Regions from separate parts of the Mus musculus genome. Here regions 1, 3 and 4 are each linked to region 2. Evidence: chromatin loops called from intact Hi-C (ENCODE). Cell type or tissue: heart. All regions are shown on one strand.

What was found. Peaks named below come from ENCODE experiments on the same cell type or tissue, not always from the same donor. Only the 100,000 strongest peaks of a DNase experiment are listed, where the experiment ranks them.
Region 1: a loop joins it to region 2, with 6 times the contacts of the local background. A loop is called at or near these places in 7 of 42 quality-filtered maps.
Region 3: it touches region 2 in a loop (6-fold over the local background); 18 of 42 quality-filtered maps call a loop at or near these places.
Region 4: it touches region 2 in a loop (5-fold over the local background); 4 of 42 quality-filtered maps call a loop at or near these places.

What each region holds. Positions count from the first base shown.
Region 1 is chr16:92,381,589-92,389,588 of GRCm38, forward strand. Gm29805 (predicted gene, 29805) reads right to left here and starts at 1,095. Exons shown (of 3, transcript NR_105054.1): 1 at 1,025-1,095; 2 at 448-815. In heart, CTCF peaks have their summits at 2,038 (motif pointing right) and 3,671 (motif pointing right); a DNase peak (open chromatin) is centred at 3,643; H3K27ac peaks cover 1,718 bases.
Region 2 is chr16:92,474,246-92,482,245 of GRCm38, forward strand. It overlaps 2410124H12Rik (RIKEN cDNA 2410124H12 gene), which reads left to right and starts at 4,497. Exons shown (of 3, transcript NR_165041.1): 1 at 4,497-4,723. In heart, a CTCF peak has its summit at 4,448; no DNase peak of the experiment used is centred here; H3K4me3 peaks cover 1,074 bases; H3K27ac peaks cover 698 bases; H3K27me3 peaks cover 2,101 bases.
Region 3 is chr16:92,337,553-92,345,552 of GRCm38, forward strand. No RefSeq gene overlaps it. Among named protein-coding and RNA genes, the nearest start is that of Smim34, 8.3 kb to the left of the region's middle. RefSeq lists enhancers at 2,948-4,465, 2,982-4,463, 6,915-8,000. In heart, a CTCF peak has its summit at 3,602 (motif pointing right); DNase peaks (open chromatin) are centred at 3,719 and 7,879; H3K4me3 peaks cover 1,215 bases; H3K27ac peaks cover 5,040 bases.
Region 4 is chr16:92,309,648-92,317,647 of GRCm38, forward strand. It overlaps Smim11 (small integral membrane protein 11), which reads left to right. Exons shown (of 4, transcript NM_138743.2): 3 at 1,154-1,322; 4 at 3,215-3,394. The coding sequence ends at 1,309. It overlaps 1700048M11Rik (RIKEN cDNA 1700048M11 gene), which reads right to left and starts at 2,819. Exons shown (of 2, transcript NR_045300.1): 1 at 2,701-2,819. In heart, a CTCF peak has its summit at 4,772 (motif pointing right); a DNase peak (open chromatin) is centred at 4,634.

The DNA.
Region 1 (8,000 bases), 93 kb before region 2:
TGTGGAGTATCTTCCTGTGCTCATTAGCCATTTGTTTTGGTTTGAACCACAAGCCTCAGTGCATTCTACCATCTTACCCTCTCCCTGCCCCCCTCACCCCCTTACCCCCCTTCTCCTCACTCTCTTCCTGTGTTACCCCCTCACTCAGCAAGACAAGGGCTCCTAAACAAGGGGGAGGGTGCTCAAGCATGGCATATTTCTGAATTACTTATTTGATTTTGTCATATGTGGATGATATGTGCGTAGCGGTGCCCCTGCCCAGGTGCATGGGTAGAGTTTGTCCTCCCCTCCCACCTTTACATAGGTTCCAGGGACCGAATTCAGTCAAGTTCAGCAAAAGCACCGCGGCTGCCAGAGTCCTCTTACTTTGCACCCCCCACCCCACCCTCCACCCCTGGTGTATTTTTACAGAACACTGCCTAGCAAGTCTGTGGATAGGATACATACCCTCTCTGTCAGGCAACTGGCCAGTGAGCATGCAGATGTTCTACATCAGGGGTAGTTTGATCTTGGTTCCCTATAGGAAATCCCTTGGGAGTGAATGCTATCCTTCTCTCTGAGGTAGCCACGATGGTTGCACACAGCAGGTCTTAAAACTCATGAAGGTGCCCTCTCCGTCCCAGCTCCTCAGACTGGGCCCACGGAGACAGGCACACTTCCAGATAATTTCTGGGTTGGTGGACTTCTCGTGTCTTTGAAATGCTTTCTCAATGTTTAGTTATTTCTTGCTTCAGTTTAACTCCGCTGACCTTGGGCAGGTGCCGGTTTCATAACCAAGGGCTCACGGGAGGAAAACCAAGCTATCCTGGCAGCACCTGGGGGAAGAAAGGCTGAAGTTTCCATGTTTGGATACATTGTCTCCATTGAGAAAACAACTTCCCTGAAATATTTACTACAGGTGCTTGGCTCCCACCCACACAGTCTCAGCGTGACCCGTGGTGTCTGAGGACATCTGGGTCTATAAAGGGTTAATGAAAGGGGGGAATTGAGTTGAATAGAAGTAATTCACCCAACAGCCACTCACCAAGCAGAGATTGCGTTCCAGGCCTTCTGCTGGGAAATCAGAGAGTTCTGTTGAACACACTGTGGAGGTCTGAGAGAATTGGCAAAGGAAGCCAGTGTTGCCATGGAGACCAGAGAGGCAGCACTGTGTGGGGAATACCTTGGCCAGAGTAGGGACTTCCTAGTGAGACCAACGGGCGTCAGGCACAATTCCTCAAAGGACAAGAAGCTTGGTAAGGGTCTGGAGAATGATGAGAGTCTGGGAGGTCAGAAGGTATGGCCGGTGAAGATTCAGAGGCAAGGAAGTGTAGAGCATGCCCACCACATCTGTGCTCTCCTAAAGGGGAGAGGGAAGAGTATCTACGGGGTGGTGGGAGGGGGCACTGTAGGAGGCCGAGTTTGATCATTGAAGATGGTCAGGAACACAACCTTCACCCCATAAAAGCCCACTTGACTGCGGTGAGCAGAGTGCCTGAGGATGCTCTGCTGGCCACAAAGCTAGAACGTGCCAAGGAAGAGGTTCAGAGGTGGAACGTGGTGGGCACATCCTCAAGGGAGAAGAGAATGGGGAGGACTTTAGATGTAACAGATGCTGGGGGCAGGAAGACAGGCAACTTCATGACTGGGTCACCAGGTGGCTCAGGGTACCCATCGCTGAGACCAGAAAACTCAAGGTGCTCTGTCTAGAACAGCAGTCGCCCACATCAGGGTCATTCAGAAGAGCCCGTCGGAGGCAGTTCTGCTAGGAGGGCTCTGCTCTCCTGAATGAAGGAATTTGTTTATTGCCTTAGGGGAGTTGTTGCCCAGTGAGACTTGTTATTAAAGTGGGTTGGGCACTCACTGCCCATGGGAGCCCTCCAGTCACAGTAGCCATGGCACAGGAGGAAGCCCCTTGCCAGATGGATAGGCTCTGTGGCCTGGGCCTTCCTACCCTGCAGAGCTATAAGAAAAAGATCAGCTTTTAAAAAGGTTGCTTTCTCTTTATGTGATGGGTACTGTGCACCCTGTGTGTGTGCAGTAACCAGCAGAGACCACAAGAAGGTGCTGATCCTCTGGAACTGGAGTCAATGACAGTTGTGAGGCCCAGTGGGTCCTCTGAGAGAGAACCAGCACTCTTAACTGCTGGCACATCCAGCCCTAAGAGGGGAGCCTTTCATTTCTCTATAGTTCTATAATAGCCTCCTGAGATAATTTTAGACTCACCTCAAGAAGGTAAGCAGGTGTTTCCCTATGTCTCAGGTTCTTCCTTACATCCCGTGGCTGAGTGCAACAGTCTCAAAGCACTCCCCCAAGCCTGCAGTCTTAGGTATCTTGTGTCCCTGGACCCTGTGTAATGGACTGAACGCCCCTCCCGACCCCACTCCCATCCACAAAGATACTCATGCCCTAATCCCAGGCTCTGCAGTATGCGATTTGAGTAGGGTTCATTGGTGTAGTCACATTACAGATTTTGTGATAGGGAGATTATCTCAGATTGTCCAGGAAGCCCAAAATCGAGGCAGGCAGATTTGCACCGGAAGCAGGGAATGTGAGACTATGATACAAGGCGCAAAATGAGACTCAGTTTTATATGCTGCCTTCACGTCTGGTAAAATTGGGATGACCTGTAACAGTCTCAGCTGGAAGTCCCCATGGACAGTCAAGTCACCCCTCCTTGCCAAACAGATTGGCCACCATTGCCACTTAACTACAGGCAGTGGGCTTCAGTTCTCTCCCAGATCATGAGACTGTTTGAGGCCTGTCAATCACATCTCCTATGGAGAGCCAAATGTGAAACTTCTGAAAGTATAGAATGTATATGTCTGCCCAGTTCACATGTTGCCATCAAGGAGCCAATGTGGAAGAATTAAAGAGTGAGACCTTGTTTGAAAGTGTCCCTTCCAAACTCCAGGTGTTGAAACTTAATGGCATTAGAAGTCCGCAGCCTTAAGGAGTAGTACTCGTCTGTAATTGAGTCACTCAGCACGCAGAAGCAGGGGGATCCGTGCAAGTTCTAGACCAGCCTGTTCTACAGAGGGAGTTCTAGGGCTCCCCTTCGAGACCACATCACTGACAGATTCACACTATTACAGAACTAAAAGCTACAACACAAACTTAGCAGTTCTGTTTCCATGGGTCAGAAGCTCAGGTATGGTTCCTCTCTTCAGGGTCTCGAGAGGCTGAAATCAAGGTGGCAGCTGGAGCTGTGGTCTCAGCTGAGGTCTGAGGTCCTCAGGCAGCACTGCGTGATAGGTTGTCAGGACGCCTGGGTTAGCTGCTGCCGGCAAAAGGCCCTGGTGCCTACCTCAAGAGGAGGCTCTTGGCCTGTGCTGAGCCTGATGCTCACCCAGTGGGGCTCTGTCAGGTTCTCGGGGCCACCTGAGGAGGACCTGCAAGAGGTTCCTTGAACACCATGGTATATTTAAAGGGCTAGTGCCGCACAGATTCCCCTTAGCCCCTGCTCTGCTGGACAAACCTGTTCTCCTGTGGTGGTAGGACAGAGGTGCAGTTTGCTCTTGTTGGCTCCAGGTTAGGTCTGTCTGTCTGTCTGTCTGTCTGTCTGTCTGTCTGTCTGTCTGTCTATCTATCTATCTATCTATCTATCTATCTATCTATCTATCTATCTATTGTAAATAGTCTCCCCTCTCCAACAGCCACTTGTTTATTTCTGGCCAGCAGGGGGCGCTGCTGTTCCTGGCCGTCCTTAAGGGCCAGCCTGATTTGGCCAGGTCCACTCCAGAATCTTTCTGAAGGACTCAAAGTCAATTGGCTCTATATCTTAAAATGTTTTTTCCTACATAGAAGGACACAATACAAGGGTGCCAGACATCCCATCATCCTCAGAGTTTTGCAAGGTCTGTCCACTGTCCACTCTGGGACTGGAGTGAGACTCATGAGGGCCATCTTAGCATCAGTCAGCAACGAGCCCTAGTTCAAGCTCCATCTTGTCCCCCCCGCCCCCCAGGGGGTGGGGAACACACTGACAACTGTGATATCTCTCAGAAGGGGACAGCCACTTCTGACTTTCTTCCCCTCCTCTGATGGCCTCTTACCCTACCATGTGCCTGGCCACACCCCTCCCCCATCCTTCCAGCCACGAGGTCTTGCAGTGCCAGGACACACTAGACATATGCTTTGCTTTATTCTACTGAGAATGTACGTTCCTTCTGACCCTCATTTCCTTCACGTTTTTGCTCAAAGCTCTTCTTCTGGTAAAGTCCTTTCCTGATCTCCATAGGATGCAGGCTCCTTCCCCTTCCTGATGCTGCCCTAGGCTGTTGGGATGCCATGGAGGGAAGCTAGCTCTACTCAGGCCCCTGAGTAACTCCCTCATTTCCAACAGCCTCAGGACGGGCAACCCCTGCATGAAGGAAGAGGCCCATGGGGTGTGATTAGTCAGTCTTCCCTCTCCCTCCCAGGTCTAGGTGAACATAGAAGAGTCAGGTCCTGTCCTCTGTTGGGTGACAGAGGTGTGGCTGAGGAACCTGCACAGGTGTGCATTTGTCCCTGCATTCATGTGTGACTCTGGCCCTAATGGGAAGAGTCTACCATGGTATTGCAGGCAGGGTGCCCCTCGGGTAGCCCCAAGAACCTGGCAGAGCCCTGCTGGGTGAGCCCCAGGCCACACTGCCTTCTCCATGGGCCAAGCGTTTTGTTCTTGGTACCAGGGTCTTCTCACCATGGCAACCACGGGAGCCCTGCCTGGCCTATCCACAGCCTATCTTCTGTACTTGCCACCTCACTTTGAGGAGCCCCATGAGCATATGCAGCCAGCTGTCAGTGGGCTCAATCCAACCAGGGTGGAGCTTAAAGCAAAACAAGCCCCTCTGGGTGCCTTTGTCACCTGTCTGAATGAAGAGCCCTCCTCCCTGGAGAGGAGAGTCATTAGCAGGGCCTTGCATGGCTTCATTCTCAGCTCATCTAAACCTTGAAGAATTTGGGCAGTCTGCTGCGTCCAGACAATGGTCATAGGAGGGCTGATGTCCCTCTTACGATCTTAGCCTCTTAGTGACTCTTGTTTCTGCTTCCCTGAGAGCCACCAGTCACACCCCATTCCTGTTGGACTCAAATACCTGTATCCTTGAGAGGAAGATGGGTTCTCCCATAACAAAATAAAAGCAAAAACTTAGGAGTTTTGGTAATTCATGATTTCCAAAAATTCAGTGGCATAACCCTACCTACCTTTTATAACATGGCTTTTATAACATGGCTTTTATAACATGGCTTTTATAACATGGCCAGCCAGGGCTGCAGGTTCATTTTATGCCCTGGGTGTCTGCGTAGTTCCTGTCCCGGAAGAATCTCCAAAGTCCACAGCAGAGACCAACAACTCCCTGCATACCCACGTGTGTTTCTACACTTCACAGACAAATGTATGTATGCTGTTGAAGGAAAAAACAAAACAAAACAAAACACGCAGGTTCTAGGTGGATAGGAAACCGATCATTTCTACCTTGAAGGAGGTGACTGGGGGCCAAGTGGACTCGTTACATTTCCATTTGCTCTATGTGTTTGAGCGCTCGCCTGCGCATGCATATGAGCACCATGTGTTTACTAGGTGCCTGTGAAGGTTGCAAGAGGGTGTTGGGGACCCCAGACCTTCAGTTATGGATGGTTGACAGGCACCGTGCTGTGTTAGGGATTGAATCTAGGTCCCTGCAAGAGCATTGGGGCTCTTCATTGCTGAGACATCTCTCTCACTCCCTTGGGGTTTGTTTGTTTGTTTGTTTGTTTATTTATTTGCTATGTCTGGGAGTGTAGCTCAGAGGTAAGCGCTTCCACGGCCTATGCATGGCTTTGGGTTTAATTGCTCTCAACACACACACACACACACACACACACACACACACGCATACACAATTAGATACATCAATGTCTTCTAGAAAATATTTAGAACACTCACACTCAGAGATAGACCCTACTCCTCTCTTCCGTATAACAGCATCATGTTTAGATGCGGCCACCTCTTTGCGTCTCTTCCATGTCTCTCAGAGTAGATGACAGGGATGGAGACCTTCCTTCAATTCTCACGCACTGTCCGCGGCTTGGGGTTTCCTCCCCATATGCTGATTTTTATGTCAAATCGTCTTTCCTAGGCATAGCACAAATGACTCCCATTTGTGTGCACTTTGGCGGTTTGGGGCAGATGCACACGCCTGTGATGCACACACCCGTGTTGCTGCTGCTTGCTGTCACTTCTGTTTCTAGGTCTCTCAGTCAGGAACAGGCAGTCTCATTAATGAACAAAGTTCTCTCAAGTCCTTCCCAGTCGTTCACCCTCTGGCCAATCTGTCTTAGAAGAGACGGTCTTTACACAGCCTTTCTTTTCAGTGACTGCTCTGCACAATCGAGGCTCCTAATCCCTGCTTTTAATTTCCTGTCCCATCAGCAGCCTGACAGTTTGCGGGATTAAAGCACTGAGCTGCTTACGGGCTCGCTGGCCAGAGAGACAGGAACAGGTCTCATTGTTTCTCTATTCTTTATCGGAAGCAGCTCATTTTTTATTCTTCAAAATTCTCATTATCTATCTGTCCATTCACCCATCTACCTCCCCACCAATCCATACCCATCCACCTAGTCACCAACCCATCTATCCATACATCCCTACCCCAAACACCCAGCCACCCCTATGTGTTCAACCACATACTTTCCCATCCATCTGTCCATTCATCCACATTGATTCTACTCATTCTCCACCACAGATCTATCCATCCAAGGATCCATCCATCAATCATTCTAATCAATTTAGTATTCATCAAATATGTTCAATGTCTACTATCAGCCATTAGCTGCCTATCCAAAATCCAGTTTCCAGATGTTAGCATTTTGTCTAGGCTCTGCCCCACAGTTACCTGGCAATAGCCAGGTGTGCCTGACTCACTACAAAAGGGGCTGCTTGCCCCCCTTTTCTCTCTTGCTCTTGCCTTCCTGCTCCCTCTCTGTCCTCTCACCCCTTCCCCCCTCTCTCCTCATTCTCTCCCTGCCCCCTCCACGTGCTCATGGCTGGCCTCCACTTCTCTCTCTCTCTCTCTCTCTCTCTCTCTCTCTGCCTTGCCCTGCCTCTACTACCCTCTTGACTCCCCTCCCCATGCCCTGCATTGTGTGGCTGGTCCCTTGGGGAAGGGATGCCTCAGCATGGGCTCAAAGAGGCACCCCCTTCCCCCATACCTGATTACACCTCCACAAACATATTCCCTCTCTTTCTATCTTTTTATAAACACATGACCAGCCAATTTAGGTTCAAATAAAGAAGACAAATAATTAAGCTGAAAAGGCAACGGTCATTACAAGGAAGAGTGGGGCACAATGGGACCCAGCAGACGAGCTTTGCTGTTCTGGGAAGGAGGCATTAATAAGTATTTGTAAAACAATGATGAACTGGCTGGGTTTGTGTCAACTTGACACAGCTGGAGTTATCACAAAGTAAGGAGTTTCAGTTGAGGAAATGCCTCCATGAGATCTAGCTGTGGGGCATTTTCTTAATTAGTGATCAATGGGGGAAAGGCCCCTTATAGGTGGTACCATCACTGGGCTGGTTGTCTTGGGTTCTATAAGAGAGCAGGCTGGGGAAGCAAGCCAGTAACATCCCTCCAAGGTCTCTGCATCAGCTCCTGCTTCCTGCCCTGCTTGAGTTCCAGTCCTGACTTCCTTTGGTGATGAACAGCAATGTGGAAGTGTGAGCTGAATAAACCCTTTCCTCCCCAACTTGTTTCTTGGTCATGATGTTTTGTGCAGGAATAGAAACCCCGACTAAGACAAATACTGAGTTGGCTAATTACTCATCAGTATCTGTAGAGCATGGTGGGCCAGGCACGGTGATAACCGCCCATGACTGGAGCACCAAGGAGCAGGATAGAGACAGCCTTGTCCTCGTGGGGTAGACAGCATGGCGGAGCCGGCTGGGCTGGGCACTGAGGTAATATTCTAAGGGAAGCGTGCATGACAACTGGTGCATGTGTGTGGTAGGACAAGCATGGTGGAAAACCAGCGGTGGATAGCCAGAGGCTCAACATCTACCG
Region 2 (8,000 bases):
CTGGGGACCCCAGCCTGGAATGGTGCTACTTACATTTAGGGCAGGTCTTTCAGTCTACAAACGAATCTGTACAACCTCCTCTGAAGCTCCATTGTGTGCTAGACTAGCCTGCATGGAGAGACAGGAGTATGCACCCTGCAGTGTGCCCAGCACAAGGGCTAGAGACTGGTGCGGAGTGACAGCCAGGCAGAGTTCTGGGCTTGGGAAACTTCCTTGTGTTTGGGGGTCTGAGTGTTTAAAGTGACAGGGAATGTGAAGGAGTTTGTCTTCTAGGAACCTGAGATAGTGAACAGAAAGAGAATTTCCATATATGAATGTGGCATATGCTGTGTGTACTAGGAAATACACACATGGTAAGAAAGTATATGCATAGAGCTATGGCAGATGCATATACATTAATAGGAGTTAACCAACATATAATATTTACAACATATCACAACTTGGCTATCACCTATAGGACCAAATATATACTATATGCAATATGGTCTATAAAGATATATTCACACGTCATACATGAATATGAAGATATGTTGATAACATATAGTAATATTCTTAGGTTGTATACACTAAAAATTCAAATTTTTAAACACACCTTTTATGAACGACCTCTGTTTCTTCCACTCTATTGATAAAGTTAGCGCCTGCTATAAAACATACATTGTAATTCGTACTGACAGCCTAAGGAAGAAGACCACAGATTTAAATGTTTCTTGCATGTCCCCTGTTCTCTAGCATGAAAGCTACAATGGTGATTCATTGTTTATCTTCTAGCATAATTGTACAATGTTTATCCAAGTTATGATCTGCATAGTCTAGAATGTTCTAGACATACATAGGGTCTCAGTAACAGTTGTTAAATGAATTAATAAAAGACTGGGTCTTACTTATTATGATGTAGTTGTCAACTTGCACAATGCAGAGTCACCTGGGAAGAGGGTCACAGTGAGGGCTTGTCCAGCTCAGGCAGGCCCACGTGCATGTCCGGAGGGGCGTGTCTGTCTGGAGGGGCGTGTCTGTCCGGAGGGGCGTGTCTGTCTGGAGAGGCGTGTCTGTCCGGAGGGGCGTGTCTTCTCACACTAACTGCTGTGGGAAGCTGCAACCTGAAAGTGGATAAGGTTCTGTGAGATTTTAAAGTAGGGTAGAGGCAGCAAGCTGAGCAGTGGTGAGCCTGCACCCCTTCTCTTTGCCCCCCCCCCCCCCGACTGTGGATGTAACTAGCTGCCTCCGGTTCATGCTGTGACTTCCCTGCGGTGATAGACTCCAGCCTGGACTTGTGATCCAAACACTTCCCCCTCCGGTTGTCTTTTGCTGAGGTATTTTATTCCAGCAACAGGAACGAAACTAGACGCGCGGAGCGTCTAAGATAGTTTATCTGGGTGTGGTGTGGCCTACCCATAGTTCTCACGCTCAGGAGGAATGTGGCGATAGGAGAGTCACAGGCGGAGCCTCAGAGAATCCACTCCTGGAATAAAAAAAAAAAATAAGAAGAAAATTTTTTTTTTCCTTCTCAAAAACTCGTGTGCTCCTTCTGATTGCTTGTCAACAGAAACCACCCCGTTAACACACATTTCGCCTTTGAGAGACAAAGCATGCCACCATTGTGCACCGTGCTTTATAATTTACAGTATTCATATTTTCAACACCATCTACATATACAGAGGAATATTATTCCTATTTTATGCAGTCAGCCCCTTTCCATGTCAGCGAGTTACACTTGAAAATCAAGGAGAATTACTTAACTTTTATTATTTATCATTTATCATTTATTTATTTATTATTTATTATTTTTATTTTATTTTTATTTTATTTATTTATTTTTTTTTGAGACAGGGTTTCTCTGTATAGCCCTGGCTGTCCTGGAACTCACTCTGTAGACCAGGCTGGCCTCGAACTCAGAAATCTGCCTGCCTCTGCCTCCCAAGTGCTGGGATTAAAGGCATGAGCCACTACTGCCCGGCCTACTTAACTTTCATGAACCTTGCAGAGGAGTACAATCCATGGAGCCCTTTGAAGGCATCTGACTGAAAACTGTCTTCAATTTTTAAAGTATGAGATAGGAGAACTTTTACAGATACATCTCTGTTTGGGGCGATAAAACCACTTAATGATAGAAGTCTTTCCAAATTCCAAATTTCAGAATGTCTTTCCATAACAATTTCCTGGCAGAAAGTGGCCACTTTCTCGCTCACTGTGAGGTGTCTCCTTGACCTGAGTGGGCAGGTGACATTTGTTTGCTTATATATTTTCAAACTACCGTCTGTGCTCAGCCCCCTACACCACGGCTGGCAGTTGTCTATACCCGGAGCAGGGGGATGTCAGCCTTTACTGTCCACCTTTATTTGCTTTGATAGAATTGATTCCTAGTGTTTCTTAGCATTTCTGTAAAGAGTTTGCTCCTTTCAGGGACAATTAACCTAGTTATACATGAGATAGGAAACCCCACAAAGCCACCTCATGGGACCTCGAGATCTGCAGTGACAGCAAAACTCTGGAAGCAGCGAAGATGTGTAGAGCCATTTCAGCCTCCACCATGTGAGCTTCAAGCGCCACATTAGCGGGCTTGCTGCATCCTTGTCTTGGATGGCACTGCCATCTCGCCATCAATTCGCTGTCATCTTGCCTCCTGCCAAGCCCTCTCACCATGCTCTCCATGCTCTTAGTCTGCATCTTCCATCTTTTCCGTCTCTGGGGGAAGAAACACAGGTTCCCTGTGAATGTTTTCAACTGACCCATCACCTGAGAGGGTCCTGGCCACTTTGCCTGGTGAATAATCGCTGGACCATAATGAGAAGCTAACAGCTCTCCTGTCTTCCTCCTTCGGGTTGACTACCGCAGGACTGGACCCTTGTCCACGTAGCTCACCTCAGATGCCTCAGAGGTCCAGGTCTCATTTGCCAACCCCATCTCTTCCCCCCCCCCCAACCCTACCCACAATCCACCACTGGTCTGTTTTCTCTCCCTATGCATGAATGAAACGGGTCTGTAATTTCTAAAAGCATCCCAGTTTTTTTCTCTACCTTTTTGTGGATTTCTCCTCCTTAAATCATGGCTTTATTGTCTCAGATGTCTGTGAAGTTTTAATTGCACTGTGTGTGTTTGCAGATGTACATGCATACAAATGTGTGTGTATGGGGAGGGGCAGTTCAGGAGCTGCCATCTTGGTTTTTGAGACGGTCTCTCATTGCCTAACATTTACCAGGCTAGGCTGTCTGGCCAGTGAAGGGCTGGGGTTTGCCTGTCTGTCTCCAGTTCTCCAGCACTGGGATTATAAACGAACGTGTACTGTCTCGTTCAGCTTTTCTTTATTTTAATGTGGGTTTAGAGACTCAAACGCAGTCCCTCGTTGCTTGCACAGAAAGCCCTAACCACTGAGCTATTTTCCTAACCAGAATTAGTTGTTTTGCTTTTGATATGTTATATAGCTTTAAGCTGCTTCTCTTTGTGTGGCTGCTGAGCCTTGATGGGCTTCCAAAAAGAACCAGGTCCCTAACCCTAACCTGCATCTCCTTTGCTGCTAAATAAGACACCCCCATATAAGTGAGAGACAGTTCTGTGCCCCAGGAACGAGATGCTGAGTGAGGTCACTGTTGGCTGTCACAGAGAGCCAGCCAGCTGTCAGTCTTTGGATCCCAAAAATGTTGGAATGGAAAGGGTGTTCCTTAGCATGTCACTGCTAACAGGAGCAGCCATGTTATGTGTACTGAGTATGTGTACTTTGTGGGAAGAGCACAGGCATTTTTACTGCTGTTTTGTTTTACTCTATTCTATGTGTTGTATGTAGGCAGACATATGTATACATGTACATTGTGTGTAGGACACACAACACCAAGAATGAATCTTATCGTGATTTGCAGACTTAGTTAATCATTGTGTATCGACATTGGCTTATTAGTTTTAATAAATGAACCACACTGCTGCAAAATGTTAGCGATGGGAAACTGGAGTAACACTCAGGGCATCTTCCATTCAGCTTTTCTGTAACCTCAAACTACTCTAAAATGTAACCAACCTCAAACTGCTCTAAAATGCAACCCACAACTCCAAAGATAATAGTATGCCTACACAAACAGTACAGGAGAGCAACCCGCCAGAGGGCAACCCTCAACTTACTGCATTTCCTCATTTCCCCAATAAGCTTGGGTCTAAACCCAGGTGTGTAGATGGATTCTGGCAACAGTGGCAGCAGCTCTTGTTTGCTCCCCGGGTCAGAACAAAAAGGAACAGAGGACGTGAAATTAGAATGGCGTTCTAACCATTCTAAATTGCAATTGTGCCTCTTCGGGATCAATCAGGATATCTTTCAAGAGAATGATTTTATTCTTATAGCCACGAATTGTGGCCTTTTCTCTCCTTTTAAATATACGTAGACTAGAATTCATTCCTCTCTGGAGTCCTGTACCAGCAAATTGCAAGGTCGAGATGAACCAGCTGTGCAAACACTCCCCCTAGTGATGAACGGCAGACTTCCAAAACCCGAGGTTTATCGCTCGCCGTCCCGTTCATTTCTTTAACATCGGGCGTGCGCACACATGCCTTCAGAGAAGCTGGGAGAAGGAAGGAGGAAAGGAGAAGGAGTTGAAAGGAGAAGGGAAGTTTGGATGAAGAGGATGTCGATTGGCTTGGAGAATGGTGGGGTCCAGAGCGCTACTTGCTCCGCCACGAGGTTCTGTCCACTCGCCCTGCTGGAGTCCCCAAGAGGTGATGCTATGGATGCGCTCATGAGGTGAGTATCTGGCAGGCTCTGTTCTAAGCCAGACACTCCTGTTAGGTGTTCAGGTGGATTTTAAAAATTTATTTCAATTAATTAATCAAGCATGGTTTTGTGTGTGTGCGTGTGTGCGTGGTCCGCCTCTCCCTCCTTCTCCCCTTTCCCCCCCCCCCCCGCCCCCGCCCCATGCTGTGGTGCACAGGTGGAGATCAAAAGACGTCTTTTTCTCCTTCTCCGTGTGAGTTCTGGAGCTTGAGCCGGGGACATGAGGTGTGACAAGTGTCTCCCTTGCTCAGCCATCTAGGTGGTTCCCAGGCTAGAATGCTCCCGGTGGTATCTGGGAATATGCCATCATTCTAGAATCTTTCTGGGCGGGAGAGATGTGTTCTTTGGATTCTGACTGTTATGTAGGGAGGGGATATTGGAGGGCAACTCTGGGATTAGGGGGTTGGGACCCAGAGCTTCAGGCTAGGAGACTGTATTTAAAAGACATTGTGGTTTGAGTGTGACGTGCCCGCTACAGGGTTCATACATGCCTGGCTCATGGCACTGTTTTAAAAGTCTGGGGGACATCTGGGGGTCTAGCTAGAGGAAGTGAGCCTGCAGAACTGAACTGAAGATCTCACAGTGGGCTTCTAGCCTGTGATTTCTGTCATGTAACAATGCTGAATGGTCCCGGCTGGAACCCATGTCATTCCTCACGTGCTATACCTTCTCTTAAACTACAGCCAGGATAAATACTCTTTCCCTTAACTACTTCTGCCTGTTACTCTGTCCCAGCGATAAGAATAGTACCTAATACAGGTGTCACTGCCACATAGATGAGAGACACACTGGACAAGAAACAGAGGTGGCAAAAAATAAAACATGAAATAAAAAGCTACCTTCATCTTGGCTTCAGGTCAGCCGGAAACAGCAACTCATCTGACTCTAGTGAAATATGGCAGCCGGTTAGGCAGTCGTGGGTCGATGTCACTTTGCATCAGCAGAGGAAGGTGTCTATCTTAAAGGGATTCTGGGAGGGCTTAAGCCTGTGCTCTGAGGTGTGACCAGGCAGCTAAGTCTCAGTATGAGTTTTCTAAGGCTGCAGGAGACTCAGTACCATCAGCCAGGGGCAGGGAAGGCAGCAACCAATGGACATTTTTTCCCCCTCCAGCTCTGGGGACCACAGGATTAAGTCAGATCAGCAAGGCCCTTTGAGGTCTGAGCCAAATTGCTTCTTGCCTCTTCCTAGCTTTTCTTGGTTTGCAGACCATCATTCTGATCTCCATCTCTGACCCTCTCTTCCATGTGTCTTGGGTCCCAAGCCTCCTTCTCTTTATAATGAAGTAGATCTAGGCTCTCGTCCCATCCAGTAGGACCACTTTAAGTTGATTACATCACTAAGACCCTTCTGACTCTGAATCAGGTCAGAGTCCGAGGTATTGAGAAGTTAGTGTTTCCCTCGCCGTTTAACCCATGGTCCCCCCTGGGTCTTGGTTATAGAGTGGCCCGCCTGAGCCGCCTCCCCTGCTCGTGCCACATCCACGCTTGGCTTCTCTCATTTCTAAAAGCTGCCTGGGTCCCACACCACAGAGTCCCTGGGTTTGCCATCTGGTCTCTTCCTCTTCTGCCACTCACTTCTTTCATTTTTAAAGGATGGGGAGAATCATCTCATTAGCCCTGCCAGGAGAGTCCAGACTGTTTGAAAGTCAGCTGATTCACACTGGCCGTGCGATTTACAACTTTAACTTCTCTTTGCCTGGAGCAGTTCCGGGGACCTAGGCATGATCATGCCAAGGGCATCCTACCAAAATATATAAGAAGATTCACAAAGGTGGTGTCTTTCTTCATTTTCTTCTTTTTTAAAAAAAATAAGTTATTTAGTTATTTTGTGTGTGTGTCTATGTGTGTATGCCTTGTGTGTCTGTCTGTATGTTTATGTTTCTGTGTGTCTGTATGTCTCTGTGTGTCTATGATATGTCTCTCTCTCTCTCTCTCTCTCTCTCTGAATCTGCATGTGTCTCTGTCTCTGTATCTTTCTGTGTGTATCTGTGCCGTGTGGCTAAGTGGCAGTACCTGCATCTTGCTCACAGCGATGTTGAGGCCATGACTGCTTCAGACCTCTGTATCTGGAGTAATGATCCATGATAAATGACTTTCTGTGCTCTGAACCCATGTTTACCAAGCTGCCCACTGGTTACAAATCTGCTTCCCAGGTACCTGGATGGCAGGAAACAGCATCTTGGATAGTAGCCCAGGGTGCCCTAGGATCTCTATGGAAGTCCAAGGATGAGATACTTTCAGCAGTAAGAAGGCCAAGAGGCTCAAGGGAAGAAGGAAGTCTCACACTGAAGCCGGGCCCTGTCCCACCATAGTAGACAGATACGAACATCAGTCACCAGACTGCTCAGCCCCCATACTGAGGCCATCACTAGTCTGATGACCTAGAAAGGGGCTTAAAGACTGGGTAACGTGGAGAGAGTGTAAGAAACAGGTAGGTTCTCGTCAGAGCCTTTGTTCATTTCTGACTGAGTATATACACAGTGGGACCCAGAGATGACATGTGTACTGGCTGGTTTTGTGTGTCAACTTGACACAAGCTGGAGTTATCACAGAGAAAGGAGCCTCCCTTGAGGAAATGACTGCATGAGATCCAACTGTAAGACATTTTCTCAATTAGTAATCAAGGGTGGGAGGGCCCACTGTGGGTGGTGCCATCCCTGGGCTGGTAGTCCTGGGTCCTATAAGAAAGCAGGCTGAGCAAGCCAGGGGAAGCAAACTAGTAAGTAACATCCCTCCATAGCCTCTGCATCAGCGCCTGCCTCCAAGTTCCTGCCCTGTGTGAGTTCCTGTCCTGACTTCCTTTGGTCATCACCAGCATCCACAGCAATGTGGAAGTGTAAGCTCAATAAACAACATAGGAAAAGACCGTATCAGAAAACTCAGAACTCTACTCAGCTTGCCCACCACTGCCAGAGACCAGAACCCTCAGATAACACAGAAACCAAAGTTATCTCAGATAGTCAAAAGGGAGAAAAAAAAATCCCTTTCTGACCCTTCAATATGTTTTGGACAGAGTAAATTGCCGATAGATACCATGTCAGGAAATGACTTTGCCAGGGGAGTCAAATATTATGGTCTCGGTTTCTTTTCTTGTTGCTGTGATAGAACACTGGTGTATTTGGAGGACGGGCTTACTTTAATTCACAGTTAAAGGTTCACTCCATCATGCAGGGAAGTCAAGACAGCAGGAAGTTAAAGCAATCGGTCATACACATCTAAAACAGGAAATAGGTGACTCCAGGCTGCC
Region 3 (8,000 bases), 140 kb before region 2:
GTGATGTGTAATGTATGATGCGTGGTGTGTGATGTGTGGATGTATGGTATGCGATGTGTGGTGTGTAATATGTGGATATGTGATGTGTGGTGTGTGGTGTGATGTGTGGATGTGATGTGTAGTGTGTAATGTGTGATGTGTAGTGTGTGGATGTGTGGTGTGTGGTATGTGATGTGTAGTGTGCAATATGTGGTATGTGTGGATGTGGGTGTGCGAGTGTGTGATAATATGATGTGTGATGTGTGGTGTGTGATATGTGATGTGTAGTGTGTAATATGTGGTATGTGTGGATGTGGGTGTGCGAGTGTGTGATAATATGATGTGTGATGTGTGGTGTGTGATATGTGATGTGTAGTGTGTAATATGTGGTATGTGTGGATGTGGGTGTGCGAGTGTGTGATAATATGATGTGTGATGTGTGGTGTGTGATATGTGATGTGTGATTTGTGATATATGATATGTGATGTGGTGTGTGTGGTGTGTGATGTGTTGTGTGTGATATGTGATATATGGATGCAATGTACATTCTGTCTTCTTGGATCAGTGCCCACCTTATTTTTCTCAGGTTTCTCATTGGTTGGTGTCAGTGTATTTTTTTTAGCATACTTTATTGTGTTCTGTATCTACCACCCTTGTAACCCTTATTCCACCCAATCCCTCCAGCCCCCAACATTAGGAAGGAGAGAAAGACGTTTAGAGGGGAAAGGGGATGGAGGCCTCTTTAGACTACTTCCTGCTGGTCATGCTTACCAGGTTCTTTGGGGCAAGTCAGGATATCCAGCAATTACAAATGTAGCAGCAGGAATCCACAGCTGCCTCTGCCTCTGCCTCTGCCTCTGCCTCTGCCTCTGCCTCTGCCTCTGCCTCTGCCTCTGCCTCTGCCTCTGCCTCTGCCTCTGCCTCTGCCTCTGCCTCTCTGCCTCTGCCTCTGCCTCTGCCTCTGCCTCTCTGCCTCTGCCTCTCTGCCTCTGCCTCTCTGCCTCTGCCTCTCTGCCTCTGCCTCTCTGCCTCTGCCTCTCTGCCTCTGCCTCTCTGCCTCTGCCTCTCTGCCTCTGCCTCTCTGCCTCTGCCTCTCTGCCTCTGCCTCTCTGCCTCTGCCTCTCTGCCTCTGCCTCTCTGCCTCTGCCTCTCTGCCTCTGCCTCTGCCTCTGCCTCTGCCTCTGCCTCTGCCTCTGCCTCTGCCACTGCAGGAGGGAGAGCAGCAGCTGCCATAGCCCTTCTTGGGGCGCTTGCATTTATACCCCCTCAAGAGTCCCCAAAATTAAACTATCTGTATCTGCCAAAAGTCATGCCCCTCCTAGAGCAGGAGACAGTCATAGTCACCTGCTGTGAAGCAACCTCTTATCCTATACCTGGGATTAAAACAAAAACATATTCATGTAACATAGCTGGGTTTTTTTAAGGAACCTAGATTCTCACTCCAGGTTGGTCTGGCACTCACTGCTTTAGATAGGCATTCTGGCTGGCAAGTCCCAAGGATCTACCAGTCTCTCTGCTCCTCAGCGTGGTTATAGGTATATGGAGGCACCCGGCTTTTACACCAGTGTGGGACCATAAGTTAAGGAAGAAGGACCAAGGGAACTTCCACCCTGGATACTTCAAACATGAGGACCGCAGGAGCTGGCAACCTCCTCCCGCCCAACCTGGGGAACTAAAGCCAGCTTCCTGACCATCAACCCTCAAAAGGGCTCATCACCCTGACCGTTATCAGGTTTCTGTCCTTGTCTGACCTTATAAGGGTCCCCCAATACACACACCCTACAGCCCCCAAGTGTGCAAATGAAGTATCGACCAACACCCTACCCTGGCAAGTGGTGCACAGACCTCCCCAGTGACACAAGTACCCCTTTTTCCACCTGGTCCCCCTAATAAACAAACCAGTTCTCTGTCCTGAGTGTTTTCTTTTCCATACTGCACCGCTCCCACCCACGCCTGGGTAAGCTTTCCTCTCTCCAGTCCAGCTCGGTGTTCATTGGGCCCGGCTACCCTGCCCCGAGGGAGAAGTGGACGCTGGGTGCCACATGACTGCTTAGCATCCAACTCAGCTCTTCATGCTTGCCAGGGATTGGACTTGGATTATATGCAAAGGAGAGTGCCGCTATCCCAGTAAAACTTCACTGAATACACGTGGCAGGGTACATAGTACCAGAGCGGCCAGAATACAGAAGGCTGGCAGCAGCGAGTCCTCGGGCAGCGCAGGCAGCAGGAACTCTCACTTGGCACTTGTGTGGATACGTGATCATGCAGTCATATAGAAAGACGGCCATGGTTCTTATAAGGCAGAGCATGTTGTTCTCTGTGACCCGGCAAGGCAGCCCTTAGGAGGAGCTGAAACCTCTGCTCTCAAGAAGTCCCGTGTTCACGTAGCTTTAAGTCACCAAGGCACTCCTGCTGGCAGGAAGTGAATACGTAGACCACGGTGCGTTCCGAGGATAGAACACTATTCAGCTTCGGAAATGAAGAAAGGAGGGAGGGCATTTTCAAGCTATGAGAAGACAAAGGAAACGTAACACAGTTGCTGACTGAAGTCAATTCAGAAAAGACAATGTGGTGTGTGACTCTGACTGTGACACTGTGGGAAAGACGGAGAAAGGTGGTGAGGTGATAGGGAGGGGTGATTAGGCAGAGCACAGAGCACGGGGGTTGGGGTGGGGGAGAGGCAGAGGCACGACTCTGGAATGTAACCGCAGACACATGCCCTAGACTATAAGGCACGAAATACCAAAAGTAAGCCTCTTAGGGTTTGAGTTTGAGAGGTTCCCCACCCCACCCCCGTTATCATTTGAATGCTTGCCTTGGTGTGGGAGGCTCTGCAGCCATGAGGGTTGGGGCCTAGCTGGTGGGAGTAGGTGACAATAGGTGGCCCTTTAGAAGGTTGCCCAGGTCCCAGGTTCCATAGGCCCTGTTTCCTGGCCCCTGGTGCTGTGAAGCGCCTCCTCCACACTCCTGCTTACTCGCCTTCCACACATGACGAATGACATGTTTTGAAAGCGTGAGTCCATGAGGGAGATGGGGAGGCAGCTTAATCAGCAAAGTGTCCGCCTTACAAACGTGAGGACATCATTTTGATCCCAAGACTATGTAAAATGTGAAAATGCCAGGCATAGGGACATGCGCTTAAAATTTCAGCGCTGGCGAGACTAGAGTGGCTGAGAGGAAAGCTCAGGTCATCCAGAGCCACGCTGCTGTGGAGCCCTTTCTCTGGGCAGAGCACCAGTGGTCCCTTGTGGAGCTGTGAGGTCCTTAGGCCTGCGCAGGAGGTTATCTTCCTAGGGATTGGAAGAACGATGACGTCATCCCTGCAAGGGGAAAGGGCTGGGGTTTCAGCACAAAGGGGCCTCTGAAACTTTCCAGAAAACTGAGTTATGACGCCCAGGTCTCCGCATGGAGGAATTGTCTCAAACCACACCTGGGGAAGGTATATCCCTTTCTGTACAGTAGGTGCTATCTCCTAAGCACCGTGGGTTCATGAGAATGTCAGTCCCACAACAGGGGCTAAAGACTCTTAGAATCTCAGAATCACCTCAGTCCTTAGCAACAGCTCAGGGCTCTGTGCTTAGAGAAATATCCTCGAAATTGCCACCAGGGGGCAGCCGCATCCAGACGTCCCTAATGCACCTGTAAAAATCCAGTATTTCTGGAAATCTGTGCGATTCGAGGCCACTACGTTCCCGGCCTCAATTAGACATGGGGACTTCTGCTCTTGCAGTGACAGCTGCTCTGCCTGTGTCCCTTTCACATTGAGACCTATTTTATGCATCCAGTGGCGGCACACACAAGAAGGAACCGACCCTGCCGGTCCACACGGAGCATGCGCGCATTCCCTGGGTCGTCATGCCCTCCGGGCTTTTGCTTATCTCCTTTAGCCTGACTTAGTATTTTTGTCGCAAGATAGGCCACCTGGCCTGTAGTTTCAGATGACGGGAATCTGACCATTTTTTCAGGCTGTCAGCTGCTTGCTGACACTCGTTCAGACTGTTGAATTACAAAAGTGTCGTGAGGGGACCCACGTCCAGGTTCAAGGGGAAAGTTAAGTCGTTTCCAGGAAAATGGATACAGCTGGAAGTACTTGTGTTTAGTGACTCAAATCAGCCTCAGAAACACAAATACTGTAGGTTCTCTCACTTGTGGTTCCTAGATTCTAGAGAGATATGGGTGTGTGCTTGAAGCAAACTGCAAAGCTGTCTGGGGACCAGAGGGGAGGGAAAAGCAGGGCATGGGGGGGGGGAGGTGCGGAGTCACACAAAGTTGTGTGAACAAGTCCTTGGGAGTCAGTATCGTGTACAGTGAACATCCACCACTCAAATATTATTCAAAGGGGCAAAGTGACAAAAGCATTCTTTTCATTTGCAACCTACCTCTTTGTGGCTTCATCTACTTTTTGTTTTTCTCTAGTTTTTCTATTTTATTATTTTTATAGTAAATTATTTAGTTTTATCATATTCTTTCCCATCCCCCAATATCTCCTAGATTCACTCCCTACCCAACTAACTTTATGCTTTCTCTCTCTCAAAAAAAAGAGAAAAGAAAAAGAACCCTCCCAAATTCCAATCAGACAAAACAAAAAAAATCAAAAACTGCGAGCACACACACAAACACACACACACCACACATACACATACATACACCACACACACACCACACAGACACATACCACACACACACACACCATGCATACACACACACTATACCACATACTCTCTTACACACACAAACGCACCACACACACACAAACACACTCACACAACCACTCACACATACATACCACACACACACACACCAATAACACAATAATGATGGTAGCAGTAACGATGCTTAACAATTAAATTAGTGCCAGCATAAAAGACACTGTCAATAAGACAAAAAGGCCACCAACAGACTGGGAAAGGAACTTTACCAATCCTAAATCAGATAGGGGACTAATATCCAATATATATAAAGAACTCAAGAAGGTGGACTCCAGAAAATCAAATAACCCTATTAAAAACTGGGGCTCAGAGCTAAACAAAGAATTCTCACCTGAGAAATATCGAATGTCTGAGAAGCACCTGAAAAAATGTTCAGCATCCTCAGTAATCAGGGAAATGCAAATCAAAACAACCCTGAGATTCCACCTCACACCACTCAGAATGGCTAAGATCAAAAGTTCAGGTGACAGCAGATGCTGGCGAGGATGTGGAGAAAGGGGAACACTCCTCCATTGCTGGTGGGATTGCAAGCTTGTACAACCACTCTGGAAATCAGTCTGGCAGTTCCTCAGAAAATTGGACATAGTATTACCGGAGGATCCCACAATACCTCTCCTGGGCATATATCCAGAAGATGTTCCAACTGGTAAGAAGGACACATGCTCCACTATGTTCATAGCAGCCTTATTTATAATAGCCAGAAGCTGGAAAGAACCCAGATGCCCCTCAACAGAGGAATGGATACAGAAAATGTGGTACATTTACACAATGGAATACTACTCAGCAATTAAAAAGAATAAATTTATGAAATTCCTAGGCAAATGGATGGACCTGGAGGGCATCATCCTGAGTGAGGTAACCCAATCACAAAAACTCACATGATATGTACTCACTGATAAGTGGATATTAGCCCAGAAACTTAGAATACCCAAGATACAAGATACAATTTGCAAAACACATGAAACTCAAGAAGAATGAAGGCCAAAGTGGGGGCACTTTGCCCCTTCTTAGAATTGGGAACAAAACACCCATGGAAGGAGTTACAGAGACAAAGTTTGGACCATCTAGAGACTGCCATATCCAGGGATCCATCCCATAATCAGCCTCCAAACACTGACACCATTGCATACGCCAGCAAGATTTTGCTGAAAGGACCTTGATATAGCTGTCTCTTGTGAGGCTATGCTGGTGCCTAGCAAACACAGAAGTGGATGCTCACAGTCAGCTATTGGATGGAACACAGGGCCCCAAATGGAGGAGCTAGAGAAAGTACCCAAGGAGCTAAAGGGGTCTGCAACCAATATGAACTAACCAGTACCCCTAGAGCTCGTGTCTCTAGCTGCATATGTATCAGAAGATGGCCTAGTTGGCTATCACTGGGAAGAGAGGCCCCTTGGTCTTGCAAACTTTATATGCCTCAGTACAGGGGAATGCCAGGGCCAAGAAGTGGGAGTGGGTGGGGAGGGGAGTGGGTGGGGAGGGTATGGGGGACTTTTTGGATAGCATTGGAAATGTAAATGAAGAAAATACCTAATGAACAACAACAACAAAACATTAGTGCCAGCATATGAAGGCTTCCCAGCTTCTCTCACAGAGGCCAGAATTCCACCATTACCTTGCCTGTGCTCCCCGCTGACAGCAGATGCTAGGCATTAAGCAGCCCCCTGCCCCTTTAAGAAAGCGTCTTGGTCTGGCTTGATTGCTGTTTATATCTCTATAGACCATAACCAAAAGCGACTTGGGGAGGAAGGAGCTTATTTTTCTTACACATCCCATTTACAGTTCATCACCAAGGAAGTCAAGCAGGGCAGGGACCTGGAGGCAGGGACTAGAACAGGAGCCATCCAGGAACACTGCTTACTGTCTGCCTGCCCTGGGCTCCTCAGCCTGTTTCAGTCTACAGCGTAGGGCCACCTGTCCCTCGGTGGCACTGCCCAGACAGGGCTAGACCTCCTATATTAGTTATTAATCAAGAAAACGCACTGCAGACTTGCCTGGAGATCAGTCTGGTGGGGGTGGTTTTCTCAACTGAGGCTCCTCTTCCCTTGCTTCTGACAAGTTGATTTAAAAAACAAACAAACAAACAAACAAACAAACAAAAACCAACCAGTACCCCGGGAAAGGGGGCTCCATGGATAACCCCTGTCCCCTTCTGGGGCTTGGTCTCCTCACTTGTGATCAGAGGGGCCCCTGATCCTCCCACGCTGACCTAGCTCTGCTCATCAGTCCCATGCTCCTTGTTGCTCAAACACAGGTTCCTCTTCCCAAAGCAGCACAGTGGTGTGGACACAGCACCCCCGGGCATGGAGAGATGGCTTAACACAGAGACTCTCAACCTTCTAATATGGTTCCTCAGGTTGTGGTAACACCTCCCCCACACACAACCATTATAAAATTATTTCCGTTGCTACTTCGAAAATGTACTTTTGCAACTGCTATAAATCATAATATAAATATCTATGTTTCCAGTGGTCTTAGGGAACTCCTATGAAAGTGTCGTTTGACCCCCCCCCCAAAGGGGTCATAACCCACAAGTTGAGAACAACTGGCATAACCGTTAAGATCATGGACTCTTCAACAGGGGACCTGGGTTCAGTTCCCAGCACCCACAAGGCAGCTTAGAGCCATCCATAACTCTAGGGGACCTGACACCTGCCCCTGGCCTCTACAGGAACCAGGCTCATATGAAGTATACTTAAATACATGCAGGCAAACAGTCATAGCCATAAAGCAGCAAGAAATCAATATTGTTTTTTAAAAACAGAGAACACAAGACCATGTTTTAAAAGCCTCAACTTAAAAAAAAAAAGTAATACAGCAAAAAGTACAGCTCTAACAAAAATCCTGTATGAAAAACAGGGACAGAATCTATGAAGAGCTGAGAATGGTCTCTGGCTTGGCCCTACCTCTCCATGTGTGTGAGATCAGATGTTACAGTGTAACGGGCAGTGACATTTTGTGGCTCAGTTCATTTCTTACTTGCCTCTTCCCCTCTGCCCTTTAAATTGAGAGGCGGAGACAAGAGGAAGAGATAAGGAGTCTGCAGTGGCCAGAGAGGGTGAGGCCCTACTCTCCGAGGACAGAGAGCTCCAAAGCCTGAGGTCTCCCTGCCTTAAAAGGCACAGGAATTCCTGTGGAGAAAGGAGGTCTGTATGCCAGGAATATCAAGGTCACCATGTCACAAGCTAGTCATGAGCACTCTCTCCAAACCTTCCCGTCAGTCTGTGCGACAAGCGTCTGTCACGGATGCAGCAGCCACAGCTCGGGCCAGCGGCTTGTGACCTCTCAAGACAGCAGGAAAAGTGTCCACGG
Region 4 (8,000 bases), 160 kb before region 2:
CAGAGAGGAAGGAAAAGAAAAGAATTAAGATGCTTTATACACTGCACAGACACACTCTGGCCATTGATTGTCTGTCACAAACAACAAGTGTTTGCGCATGCTTACATGCATACACACATGTACCTATACATGTACATATAGACAAACAGACATATACACTTTGGATGGATGGATAGATGGTTAGATGGATGGATGGATGGATGGGGCAGAGCTCCCCAAGCCAAACCATTTAATCAACAACTGTATCTCTTTCCTCTGGTCTTTTTATACCTCCTTAGACAAAAAGTTCCTTAGAAAATTACCTCAAAGATAAAATGTTATCATAAAATGGGAGTTACAGAGGGATGTTGATATTAAGTTCAAGGCAGTGTTTCATAATAATATGCTCATTATAAGTTCAAAGCCACAGTTTTTTCATGGCCTTGCCTTATCATAGTGCACACCTGTGGCTTTATCCTTGGACTGAAACGTTTTTCCTTACACACAATCTGTCCCAAGTTTATTTCTCTTTTTAGTGTGACGATGAAAACTCATTGTATTTCTTATTATGCAGCCTTCACTTACTATTATGACGGGTGGGTACATTCCGTGCTTGATTCTAACTTTATTACATCTTTCTAGCAAAGTGACTAAGACCTTCTTTTAAAACTTCCTAAAATTTGAATCAAATCAAGAAGTCTATAGAATCATTAATTCATCTAAATAGCATTAATTCATGAAAGTTTATCCTTATGTTGATCTGCCGGAAATCTGATCAATAGGGTGAGACAATGCCAAGAAACTACTCTGTTAATTTAATGATGACAGGGAAGGCAGAGCAGCTGCAAGAAGCAATCCTGAGGTGAAGTTTCTCTGGGCCTTGCCATTGAGCTCACCCATCACAGACCATGCAAAAATGGTGGGCCACCTCCAGGAAGGCCACCTGCTAGCCTTAGCCTATACTAGATGGCTCCTGACATCTCCAATCTAGACTTTCCTCTCAGATGATTATAGATTGTATCAAGTTGTCAGTTAAGCTAACTAGGACACCATTGTGGTCCAGGAGTCTAGCCTCAGCTTGAAACATTGTAGGTGCTCGGTAACATTTGCAAAAGGAAGGAACCGAGACTCCACATCACTGCTAGAGCAATCAGCCTGTGTCTTTCTCCTTGAGGTTCTTGAACACGTGCCCCTGCTGCTGTATATCCTGGCGGCAAAAACCCTGATCCTGTGCCTGGCCTTTGCGGGCGTGAAAATGTACCAAAGGAGAAGCCTGGAAGGAAAACTGCAAGCAGAGAAGAGGAAGCAGTCAGAGAAGAAAGCGAGCTGAAGAGACATTAGAGGTACTGGGCTTTGCAAACAAAACCTCTCCAGAGGGCTTCAGTGCCCAACCAAGGGTGTGGTGCCCTGAGATCTCTGCATCCTTGGTCTGAGGCGCTGCAAGAGGGCACATGGGCACTGCAGCCAGGGTGCAAAGCCAGAGCCTCAGCCCCGCTCTGACCATTTAGAGTATCAGTCCTCTGCGCCGAGCCTGTTGTGCTTCTTAGTGGGAGGGGTTGGCTTAGGACCCTGACTCCAGCTACAGGCCAGAAAAGCCCATGTACTAAGACATGCACGTTTGGTGGAGGAGGAGATGGAGACAGGTCAAATTAAGGAGCCCTGCTATCTTCAGGATGATGTCTGGCTCCCTGTTGGCAAATGATCCCTTCCAATCTGTTCATCATCTGGCCAAACCTCACCTGCCCACATCTCCAGTCCTCTCCCCGGACTCCCTCACCTGCCCACGTCTCCAGTCCTCTCCCCGTGCTCCCTCACCTGCCCACATCTCCAGTCCTCTCACCGTGCTCCCTCACCTGCCCATGTCTCCAGTCCTCTCCCTGGGCTCCCTTGGCATTTCTGCATCACGGAGACCTTTATGCCCCTGTGTTCCTAGCCAGCCCTTTCTGGCAGCTCCTGCCCAAGCTTGGGGCTTGTGTATTACTGCATCTGGTGCCTCTCTGTGTGCATGGGGTGGGGTGGAGGACTCAAGGGCCCTGGGAGCTTTTCTTAAGGCCTTGCCACAGATACGCCTGATTATTTACTTGTGTGTGCGAATTTCAAAGTATCAAGCTGAACTCCGAGCCTTTCTTAGTATCAGGATTCAAATATGGTGAGCAAGGATTTCAGATTCTAGATTCTGGTTCCAGAACCCAGCTGAACATCAGAATTTCTATACTCGGCTGTGTGGATTCCTGGGTTGCTTGTTAAGAGCACAGCTTCCCAGGCCCCAGCCTCAGGAAAGGGCACTGGGTCCACCGTTCAGTCTGGGCAGCCGGTGCTTTGAAAATCCCACAGGTGATTTTTATATAGTCTGCTCAGCTCCAGGTCACCGTGGGAACCGCCTCTGGCGTCACGGCACTGCCCACCTGATGCCATGCTTCTGAAAGCCGGAGCTCCCTCGGGCTGTCGAGTAAAGTAGGCTCCTTGGTGACAGCGAGACTGGGGCAAGCGTTTCACCGTGCATGTCATGCCTCAGCCCTCCTGACAACTCCCCAAGGTGATGTCAGGCTGAAAGAACAGTAGAGAACAGATCTGGGAACCGAACCACCTTACTCACTCCCCAATTGTGCCACCTCCAAAACGTGCAATACGGAGACCATAGGAGCACTGTTGTATGCCACTCATCCATGCTTGCTGCCACTCGCTGGCCCTCAGACTAACTTACCAGGCAGAGTAACTTACCACCGTGGAGTCTTGCCTTTCAAAATTTGTCTTATTGATGGGAAACCAAAAACCACCAGGAAGTGCTTAGCCTCAGTTGGAGGAAGTGCTTAGCCTCAGTTGGAGGAGGGGTGATTAGCAGTTTCAGGTGATTAGCAGGGCAGACAGCTGAGCTGAAGGGTCCGCTAGGTTTATGATGCAGGCAGAGGATGCCTGTCAGCTGAGAGGAGGGTGGGAAGATCATGTGTGAGCTCATCGGTGCCTGTTATGTCCACGCTTTCATTGAGCCAGGGCCACAAGCGTGAGTGTGCACACAGCCACGTAGAACTGACCCGGGAGCTAGCCTGTCTGTCAGGCTAGCAGCTTGTCCAGAGCCTGCACTAAAGGAGGAAACCCAGATGCACCGGTTAGTAGGTCAGGCCCAGTAGCCTCCCCTGGCGTCTCAGAGCACAAGCACAGTTGGTGTGGAGCATGCAAAGCCCGAGCCTTTCTATCCAGCGCTAGCCTTACTGCTGTGGTCTCCCTTCCTTTCTAGATTTTCCTACTTAAATGTCAGCTTGGGTGGACTCCAGCAGAGAAGAGAGAACAAAGACGTCACAGAAGAGGACCGCACTCTGGCCTAGACCTTTAACTTAAATGATTGACAGAGTGGATTTTTATATGTTTTTAGAAGAACCAGTATTTTGTTTACTGAAATAAAGTACATTATTCTTAACTGCTGTCTGCATTCTCTCTCCCTCTCTCCATCCCGCCTTCCCTCCCTCTCCCCCTTCCTATCTACCTCCCCTCCCCTCCATCCCCACCCCATCCCCAACACAGAACACGCTATGAGAACACTTTTTCAAGCCTTCCTTTCTCTGCCACATTCTGGTTGTGGAGTTATGATAAAATTCAGGGTGCATGTGCATGCCCACATCAACGGTAACACTGCTGTAGGGGACAGTCCTCAGCAAAGGGGGCATCAGTAGAAGCCTCGGCCAGCGTGTCCCCACTTGCCAGCATGCTTCTTCATGCGTAGCTTGTTTCCATGTTGACTGTGTAACATCAGGGAAGCTGTGTCCTTGTCTATGACAGAACCAAGAAGGCTGGACCCTGTGCCAGCCTAGGAGGGTTCCTGAAGGGAGGGTGAGAGCCATGGAATATCACAGTAGCTCAGTCTAGAAAGAACTCATAGCTATCAGTCTTGTAGAGGCATGGTGGCTCACATCTGTAATCCTAGGAGGCTGAGATTGGAGGACTGCCGATAGTCATAGGCTAGCCTGGGCTACTAGCTACTTCTGGACCAGCCTGATGCTTTCCCATCTGAGAGGAAACAATGGTGAGCTTCCTAGCTCAGTACCTAAGAGACCAAGGTGCTTAGAGGCTTAACTTTCTCACCTTAAGAGGCAGGAACCAGCCCTGGCGTGCTGGGAAGTGCTGGGGCCCACTGCAGATGGCCACACAGAAAGTTTTCGGGAGTGTGTAGCTTGTCTGCCACCCTTGCCCACTGGGTAGAACATGAACTTTAAAGAAATTGCTTATATTAAAATTTTAACTATGATTGCTGGATGGTCCCAACCATTGTGTGGGAACCAGGGGAGGGTTCACATAGCATCAGGGATTCAAGTACAGAATGGTCCTCAGCTCACAGAGGGCAGATGTCAAACAGGTGAAAGGCTGTGTTCCCTGGAACTCCCTATCCCGCAAGGAGGGTGCTCCAGCCTTTGCCCGGGAGCCACTTCCTCTCCGACGACCCCACTCTGGCCTGGGGCTGGCCTGGAGCAGAGATGAGAAGAGGCCAAGGCTTTGGGTCCTCTGGCTCTGCTTAGATGGTGCTCACACCTGACCCTGGACTATAAGCAAGTCTCAAGTCTCAGTTAAGCCCTCCGTGCCGCCTCCTGCCAGTGGCCCCACCCCTTCTCAAACCTTTGTCTGCTACTCACTTTGCAGAGTTAGGACACAGCCAGCTCTGAGCATGCCGAACCTCAGACTCAAGGCCGGGGACCCCACCTCCCACCATGCCCATCACTATACAGATGACCCAAGGGCTGGGCTCAACCCAGTGCTTTCCTGAGAACAGGATGCTTCTTTTACTGTGCAAGTGCACTCTTCTGCCACTAGAGGGAGATGGCCGATCACCCACTGGTGCCGTCAGTAAATGAACCCTGGGGGTGGGGAGCTGTATTTTAAATAGTTGTGGAAGCAGTGGCTAGAAGTTAGTAGGCAGACAGGATGGTGCAGCCCACAGCCAGAGTCCGCAGCTGGGCGCAGTGAGGAAATAGCACAGTTACCCCTGGGTGTCCGTAAGATGTCACCATGCTCCCCCATGAGAAGTCCCCAGCATCCCTCAGGCAGCCCCCTGTTAATCTCACACACACCCCTGACCCTGCAAAGCCCAAGATGAAAGGAAGAGAGGGAAAGGGCCAGAGAACACCTGGTCTCCACAGGTCAGACTAGAGGCCAGCATTAAACGGCTGTCATAGCTTCTGAGTTTATTGTTGGGGAGTTTCCCTTAGTGATCTGTGATGAAAAGACCTTTGTGCCCCCAACAAAGCTAGGGCCCTGGGCCCTGGTGCCTGAGGTCCACCACGTGCACTTCTTTCTTTTTCTTTCTTCTTCATTTATTATATGTGAGTACACTGTAGCTGTCTTCAGACACCCCAGCAGAGGGCATCAGATCCATTTACAGATGGTTGTGAGCCACCATGTGGTTGCTGGGATTTGAACTCAGGACCTCTGGAAGAGCAGCCGGTGCTCTTAACCGCTGACCCATCTCTCCAGCCCCCATCACATGCACTTCTAACTTTAGTGCCTGACAGTCTGATGACATCTCTGTGGACTCCTGGCCCAACCTAATGCCACCTGGTGTGAGGAGCCAAGAAGAGATGGGCACAGGGCTCCCTGGTAGAAAGTCTTGGATTCTGGGGTAGTGACAGCTCTGGAATTTTGGTTTCTTTTTAAAAGTTATATTATAACATGCTTTCATGTTAATCCCGGGTGTGGGGATGTAGGGCTCCCTCAGATTCTCCGAAGCGGCTGACTATGATTTGCCTCGTGCTCTAGCAGAGGCGTGGTTTTGCCAGCTGCAGATAGTTTCTGTGATTTCATGATATTTGGAATTCTGGGAACTTTTCAGAGGGGATGTAAACGCTAGGACCCCAAGAGGCAAGGTGGAAGGTTGCTGGTCATTTAGAAAGGTTGGTTGCAGTATATTAGTGGTCAAAGAAGAAACAAAAGGAATTAGGTCCAGGGATTTTCCTGACTCCTCTTTCCCCTCTATCCTTCTTTCTCTCTTACTGAGTGTTAGGAAAGAGGTGAAACAGGTGAGGGAGGGGATAAAGGACAGGAACAGGAAGCAGCCACACAGTAACAAAGGCTGGATACATCCTGGTCTCAGCTTTCTACCACAGGTGGTGTGTGTATCTATCTAGGTGTCAGTCGCCAACCCAGCCTCGTCTGTGTTTATAAAATGAGCATAAAAGTCACTGCCCTGAGCATAGTAGTTGTCTGAACCTGGCCTTGCTGAGTATGGAAAGAGTAATTGCCATGTGGGAGAAAATCATTCACCCATGAGAGGAGTGTGCACCGCTTGTGTGATTGTCTAGCTGGGTTGGGCAGAGCCAAAGGACAAGGATTCTGTTCGCATAGAATGCCCCTTACTTTTCTCATGCTAGGACGAAGTGCCTTCCAGGAGCAACACTATAAGAAGGGTTTGCTTGGGCTCAGGGCATCATGCTAGGACAGCACTCCCTCCGTTGGTGACAGGAGCTTGCCCAAATGTCAGCACCAGCAGTGGAGGAAGGACTGGAGGCAGGCCAGGGCAGGGGTGTAGCCCTCAACATATTCCCCACAATGAGCCTCTTTGCTTCCTACAACTTCCCCAAACAGTGCCACAGCTGGGGACCAGGTACCACATCACAGGGCGGAGGTGATTTACATCTAATCCACATTCATGTTGGTTCTAAGAAAGCATCATTTTTAGACCACAGACATCTCCCCTGGCCCTTGGGAAGAGTATAGTAGCTGGATGCAGAAAGGCCAGAGAGACTAACACCTCCAACACCACAGAGGCTACTCCAGAGCACTCGTCTGCAGTGATTTTGCTCAACCCTGCACTGGTCCATGACAATGTCTACCCTTCCTTTCACTTGCTTCTTCCCAGAAAGCCTCCAGCCTCCAGTTGTTCTCCAGCCTGGCTGCCCCGCCCCCACAAGGACAAGTACGTGAATCCCCCAGCCTGCTGCAGATGGCCGTGAGTGCCAGGGAACAAAGTCTGCTCCTCAGATGATAAAGAGGCAATGACTGTGGTGACATCAGTTTAACTGAGGACATCTGCATTGCTCTCAGCCTTGACACAGGCTTCATTCTATGCTCTCAGTAAGGGCCGGGCATATGTGGTGGTTTTAGCACATGTGACTCCATTTTAAGGCCTTCAACCTGTTGTCCTGATGAGCTACTCTGGGCTCAGGGAAGCAAGGCAGCTCACTCAAGGCCTCATCACTAGCAGGATTCCAGCAGGGGCCACTGGCTTCCAAGCTCAGTGTGCCCTGTGACTTTCTGCTGAAGTGTCTGTGTGCCATAAAGCCTCGTTCCACACTCGTGCTAGTGCTGCAAAACCAAACTGCATATCGTGTGGCCCCGCCAGAGCACCAGTTACAGTGAACTTCCTCTTGCTTGCTTTCCTTGTCATTACCCAAAGCTTCAAAGCAACGGGGCTCCAAACCCTGTTTTACTTCTAGATGAGAATCACTCCTGCTAGTCATCTAGTCACTCCTTCCTGGTCATCTAATACCCAATTGATATGCCGTTACTGTTTATCCTGCTCTGCACACTCACGATGCTTTATAGGGTGTCCTGCCTCCCCTCCACTTGTGCTGAAATACACTCTTGTTGCAGTGCATAGCTGACACTGGCCAGTCTGCTGGGTGCTACCACACTGACTTTCTTACAAGACATAAACGAGAGAAGGAAGCAAGCTAAGCATGGCTGTTGTGAGCACAAGCTTGTCCTTACAAACTGACAACCTGCGGACCTTGATTCACCTCTCAGCTTTCCTTGTCTGTCAAATGGGGAAACTGAGGGTAGCAGCTGCCTGGCAGGGTTACCTCGGACACGTGACGAACAAGGCAGTGTGGGTGGCACCTCAGCTGCGAACTGCGTTTGAGTCTTAGCTGCCCTGTGCACAGCAGCAGCCCACACAGGTGCTTTGCACCCCAGGTTTCCACATCTGTATAATGCAGATCCAGTCACTCCTACATGGCAGCTGTTGTGAGGATCAGGTTAATTAAATTGTGCAATTAAATGAGTAACTGGGTCATTTAGGCATATACATAACGAGAGAC